Regions from separate parts of the Homo sapiens genome. Here region 2 is linked to region 1. Evidence: read pairs that join two places in POLR2A ChIA-PET (ENCODE). Cell type or tissue: HepG2. All regions are shown on one strand. Links, peaks and the distances in the headings refer to the core of each region. The heading gives the core; the rest is flanking DNA.

Region 1 (2,919 bases), core at 177-2,676:
TTGCTGACTTAATCTTGAAACTTAAATTTACCAGCATCTGACAGACCATCTCAATGGTTTAGAGTCTGGATCATCATATTAGACCACCTGTGATAGTTGGTGTGAGGTGTGTGGTTTTTATATTTTTATTAGTAAATTACTTTGTATAACGAAATAACATTATAAAGTTCTCATAAGGAAATAGAACTTAGATTCCTGTAGTTGTCATATTTGTACATGTGTAAGGCAGCTTTCTCTCCCAGGCTCATCAGTGGCATCTTCTGATTGCAGGTCGGTTAGACCCCGTTTAACCATCTATGTCTGCCGGGAGCAGCCAAGCAGCACAGTGCTGCAAGGGCAGCAGCAAGCTGCAAGCAGTGCAAGCGAGAATGGCAGTGGGGCACCCTATGGTAGGTATTGAGGGCATCTCAATTCTGTCACTTCTGAGACTGTCAGACAGAAACGGAAAGGACTCGATTGAGCAGGCTTTGGAGAACTCTTGCTGTGTTAGGAATGCCAAGTTGCTCATGTGGGAGCCTTGACAGCAATGAGAGGTGGCAGCTCTAGGGTGAAGTCCTTGGGAGAAGAGGAAACTGGCATTCTTTCTCAGTCATTGCAGCCACACTATGGGTCTGTTTTTCATGTGGCCCTTCATGCCGGAAATATCTAACAAGTGGAAAAACTAGCTTGAATGCATTGAGTTCTGGCTTTTTTTTTTTTTTGGTCAGATTTACTGAAATGATGAATATAACACTGGCAGCTTAACAAAAAAGCAGGAGGGTTTTTCTTTCCTTTTTCTTTTTTTTTTTTTTTTTTTTTTTCAATTTTCCTGACTAGGTATGGGGAGAACTCTTAAAGCATAACATATGTGCAACAGTGCCTGCATGTAATAGTCCTAAGTGTGTGGACTTGTCACTGACAAGTGTTCGGCCAGCATTGTGCACCTTGTGTGGCGCGTCTGGTGCCGTGTTTTTATGTCACTGTAAATAATACTACCCAGTACGTTATCTTGGGAGGGCTTCTCATCCTGAGCATTTAATTGTACGGTATAGTGCTGGATTAGGACAGAGATAATCTTGGCTTCTCCCTCTTCTCACCTCTAAATATGGCCCTTAAAAAAAGCAAGCATTTTAAAAGGCATATATTTTCTCATTTATTGTATGGATATATGGTAACATTTCCTTCTTTCCATACTCTGAAGTAGAACAAAGGCAACATGCTCAGAACTTTAAAAAAAAAAAGATGTGTTAATGGCATTCAGAGATGCAGTTATTTGCCCTAAGAATAGGTAGAGCTCTGAAAAATGTCTTGTGGTTTGAATTTTACTGAAAAATTGGAAGGATAGCATCACTACTGTGAACTTTTCTATTTGGTATTATTTTGACTTCAAAAGCTCTGAATTTTGAGATTAAGTATACAAATTCTTAAAGGATAAAAATTTAAAGGAGATCTCCATGTATCATCAAGAGCTTATACATCACTTAGATATGGCCAAGATTATAATATTTTGGAAGGTGTATTCTCAAACATGAGTGTTTGTGGAGGGATATGGGGAAATATTGGATATTTTCCCATAATCAGCAAACTTTTTCTGTAAAAGGTCAGGTAGTAAATATTTCCATCTCTTTAGATCATACATAGGGTCTCTCACATTCAACTCTGTGATTGTAGTGCTAAAATAGCCATAGACAATATGTAAATTGTAGATAAGGCTGTTCCAGTAAAACTTTATTTAAAAAAAAAAAAAAAAAAAACAAGTGGAGGGCAGGAATTGGCCCATATGGGCTGTGGTTTGGTGACACCTGCTCTAGATCATTTCTATATTCTTACTGTAATTTTAGTTCCAGCTTCTTTTATGTAATGGAAAATTCTGGGTTTCTATACTCACAGACCCCTTGTTTGGGGAAGCAAAGTTCTCAGTAATGATATTCCTGATCCATGTCTGGCTTTAATCAGTAATTGAGCAGGACGTACAAGAGTGAGACTCACTACAGATGTGCACTGTGCAGATGTCTGCTGATAAGTTCTGTGTAGCAAAAATGCAGAACACTGGAATGTGGCTGGGGCTTTCTGTAAGGAAGCATCACACTTCATTGTTTATATTAGCTTTTCATATAGTATCTTTTATTTAAAATTTTTTGTGGGGGAGGGGCATATACAGATAGCTTTTATTCCTTAGGATAAATTCCTAGTAGTAGGATTACTGGATCAAAAACTATAATGCTTAACTGGGCGTGCTGGCTCACGCCTGTAATCCCAGCACTTTGGGAGGCCTAACTGGGCAGACTGCGTGAGCCCAGGAGTTTGAGACAGCTTGGGCAACATGGTGAAACCCTGTCTCTACAAATAATAATAATAATAATAATAATAATAATAATAAAAATTAGCCAGGCATGGTGGCGTGTGCCCCCACCATAGTCCCAGCTACTTAGGAGGCTGAGGTGGGAGGATTGCTTGAGCCTGGGAGGCAGAGGCTACAGTGAGCTGTGATTGTGTCACTGCACTCCAGCCTGGGCAACAAAAAAGGACACTGTCTTAAAAAAATAAACAAAAAGAACTATGACTCTTTTAGGGTTCTTTTTGTATATTGCTAGAAATACATGAAGTATATATTATTTTTAAAAACAGCTTTCTTCAGGCATAATTTACATACCATAAAGTCCTCCCATTGTAAGTATATAATGGTATTTTAGCCAATTTAGAGAGTTTGGCAGCCATTGTCAAAATTCAGTTTGAGTTCCATTATTTCAAGAAGATCCCCCATGTCCATTTGCAGCCAATTCCTGTTTTTAAATTTTGAATACATGAAACTATATTCATTGAATAAAAATATGAAGAAAAATTCAAACCTCAAATCTTTTTGTCCAGGGATTTCTGTTAATGTTTATTAAATTATATTTGTGGATATAAATAATGTATTCTTACGTTTTAGATTGGTAG
Region 2 (2,919 bases), core at 136-2,635, 51 kb before region 1:
GTGAATAGGAAGGATACAATTTCTGAGGCTCCCCATATCCTAGCTTCAGGAATAGCTTTTGTTAGGCCTATTAGTCTGAGGAGGGATCCTAAAATTCCAGGTAGTCCCCACTATGACGGGCTTTGGGCAAAAATTATGTCTTTCTGATTGGGGAGCCCAGGTGCCTAAAGAAGGTAACAGAGTCCTGGAGTTTATACTAGAAATCATTCTTATAGGAGAAATGAGAAAAGCACCAGAGACAGGTAGCAATTTTTAGAAGTGGGACTAACCTCAGAGAAGAGAGGTGAGAGGAAGTTTGTCTGGCAGGCATTAGGACCCAGGGGGCAAGAGTCAGGATAGATAGGATAGATGGGCGAGTCTCGCTTGGGCGACATGCCTTTGAGAGTTCTGCTCATGGCCCCAGGGTCAACCAACTTGTTGTCAGGACCCTGGAGTTGCATACTTTCCTCTCTGTCTACCCTCGGCTCAGCCCAGAAGTACAGGAAAAGCGGAAGCTGGTTTTAGGCAAACCAACGCTCCCAACTCCGAAGAGTCAGGGGTTGTTAGAGAGCCCTTTCTCAGAAAGCCTGACACCCATGTCTTTAGTCCGGCGGCCGCGCTAGTCACTTTTAACTGGCTGACAGATGCCCAGTATTTAGCCCCCAAATTCTAAGGAAAAATAGGACAGAATAGCAAGCGAAAGGGGTCCGATGGTACTCACTGCTTGGCGATAGGCGATTGTTTTGCTGCTCAGCGATAGACGATGGTCTCACCACTTGGCGATAGTCTCACCGCTTGGCAATAGGTGATAGTCCCTTTGTGGTTGCCAAAATGTGTCTGGAATTGGTGGGTTCTTGGTCTCACTGACTTCAAGAATGAAGCCACGGACCCTCGTGGTGAGTGTCACAGTTCTTAAAGGCGGCATGTCCAGAGTTTGTTCCTTCTGATGTTTGGATGTGTTCAGAGTTTCTTCCTTCTGGTGGGTTCGTGGTCTTGCTGGCTTAGGACTGAAGCTGCAGACCTTCGCGGTGAGTGTTACAGCTCTTAAGGCAGCACATCTGGAGTTGTTTGTTCCTCCTGGTGGGTTCGTGGTCTCACTGGCTTCAGGAGTGAAGCTGCAGACCTTCGCGGTGAGTGTTACAGCTCGTAAAGGCAGTGTGGACCCAAAGAGTGAGCAGCAGCAAGATTTATTGCAAAGAGCTAAAGAACAAAGCTTCCACAGTGTGGAAGGGGACCCGAGCGGGTTGCCACTGCTGGCTCAGGCAGCCTGCTTTTCTTCTCTTATCTGGCCCCACCCACATCCTGCTGATTGGTCCATTTTACAGAGAGCCGCATGGTCTGTTTTGATAGGGCACTGATTGGTCCATTTTGACAGGGTGCTGATTGGTGCGTTTACACAATGGCACGAGCTCAGCTCACTGCAACCTCCACCTCCTGGGTTCAAGCACTTATCCTGCCTCAGTCTCCCAAGTAGCTGGGATTACAGGCATGTGCCACCACATCCGGCTAATTTTGTATTTTTAGTAGTGACAGGGTTTCTCCATGTTGGTCAGGCTGGTCTCGAACTCCTGACCTCAGGTGATCCACCCACATCAGCCTCCCAAAGTGCTGGGATTACAGGCATGAGCCACCACGCCTGGCCCAGACTCTTAAAACTATATACCCATTAGAGACCTAAAACTAACAAAAACAAAAAACCAACCAGAAAAAAAAAAAAAAAAAAAAAAAAAAAACTTTCTCTGAAAACAGACAACATCCTAGACATGGACAACTTTCCCAAGATCACAAATCAAGACTTCTCTACCATCATGAGACTCTTACCTCTTAATTTTTTCCTTACATATGCCTCTATAGACAATAAAAATAAATAAAAGTCTTATATGCACTCATAGAATATAGTTTTATTTATAAAAGATTTCAAAGCCAGTCTTCTAACAAACAACCTTGTGCCTTAATAAATTAAAAAATAGGCTGGGTGCAGTGGCTCATGCCTGTAATCCCAGCACTTTGGGAGGCCAAGGCAGGCAGATCACGAGGTTAGGAGGTCGAGACCATTCTGGCCAATATGGTGAAACCCCGTCTCTACTAAAATACAAAAAAATTAACCAGGCATGATGGCGGGCACCTATAGTCCCAGCTACTCAGGAGGCTGAGGCAGGGGCATCACTTGAACCCAGGAGGAGGAGGTTGCAGTGAGCCGAGATCGCACCACTGCACTCCAGCCTGGCAACAGAGCAAGACTCTGTCTCAAAAAAAAAAAATTAAACAATTAAAAAACCCCAATATAGATAACTGATGTTAATACCTTTATTACCTCATAATCAGTCAAAAACTTTAGTCCACTCCTCTTAACCAATATCATAAATTTAAAAAAAAACATTGCCAGGAGGCCTTCAGTCTTGTAGATACAGACATCATTTATTGTCTCTTTTTCCATAATTTAGAATAAATGAAGCAATGATTAGAAATTTATCCCTCATGGCCAGGCATGGTGGCTCACACCTGTAATCCAACACTTTGGGAGGCTGAGGCGTGTGGATCACATGGTTAGGAGTTCGAGACCAGCCTGGCCAAAATGGTAAAACCCTGTCTCTACTAAAAACACACACACACACAAAAAAACAAAAAAACCTGGGCATAGAGGTGCACGTCTGTAATCCCAGCTACTCAGGAGGCTGAGGCAGGAGAATCACTTGAACCCAGGAGGTGGAGGTTGCAGTGAGCCGAGATTGTGCCACTGCACTCCCGCCTGGCAACAGAGTGAGACTCTCTCAAAAAAAAAAAAAGGAAAAAAAAAGAAATTTATCCCTCATGGCCGGGCGCGGTGGCTCACACCTGTAATCCCAGCACTTTGGGAGGCCGAGGTGGGTGGATCTCCTGAGGTCAGGAGTTCAAGACCAGCCTGGCCAACATGGTGAAACCCCATCTCTACTGAAAAAA

The links. ChIA-PET counts read pairs that join two places held together with the same protein. Peaks named below come from ENCODE experiments on the same cell type or tissue, not always from the same donor. Only the 100,000 strongest peaks of a DNase experiment are listed, where the experiment ranks them.
Region 2: POLR2A ChIA-PET joins it to region 1 with 8 read pairs; 10 of 35 experiments call an interaction of 5 or more read pairs at or near these places.

What each region holds. Positions count from the first base shown.
Region 1 is chr3:33,393,632-33,396,550 of GRCh38, reverse strand. It overlaps UBP1 (upstream binding protein 1), which reads left to right. Exons shown (of 16, transcript NM_014517.5): 13 at 271-389. It also overlaps a transcript of FBXL2 not described here. Among named protein-coding and RNA genes, the nearest start is that of UBP1, 45 kb to the left of the region's middle. In HepG2, for the core only: no CTCF peak of the experiment used is centred there; no DNase peak of the experiment used is centred there.
Region 2 is chr3:33,444,919-33,447,837 of GRCh38, reverse strand. It overlaps LOC124909363 (a long non-coding RNA gene), which reads right to left and starts at 1,285. Exons shown (of 2, transcript XR_007095862.1): 1 at 701-1,285. RefSeq lists an enhancer at 834-1,335. In HepG2, for the core only: no CTCF peak of the experiment used is centred there; a DNase peak (open chromatin) is centred at 1,346; H3K4me3 peaks cover 607 bases.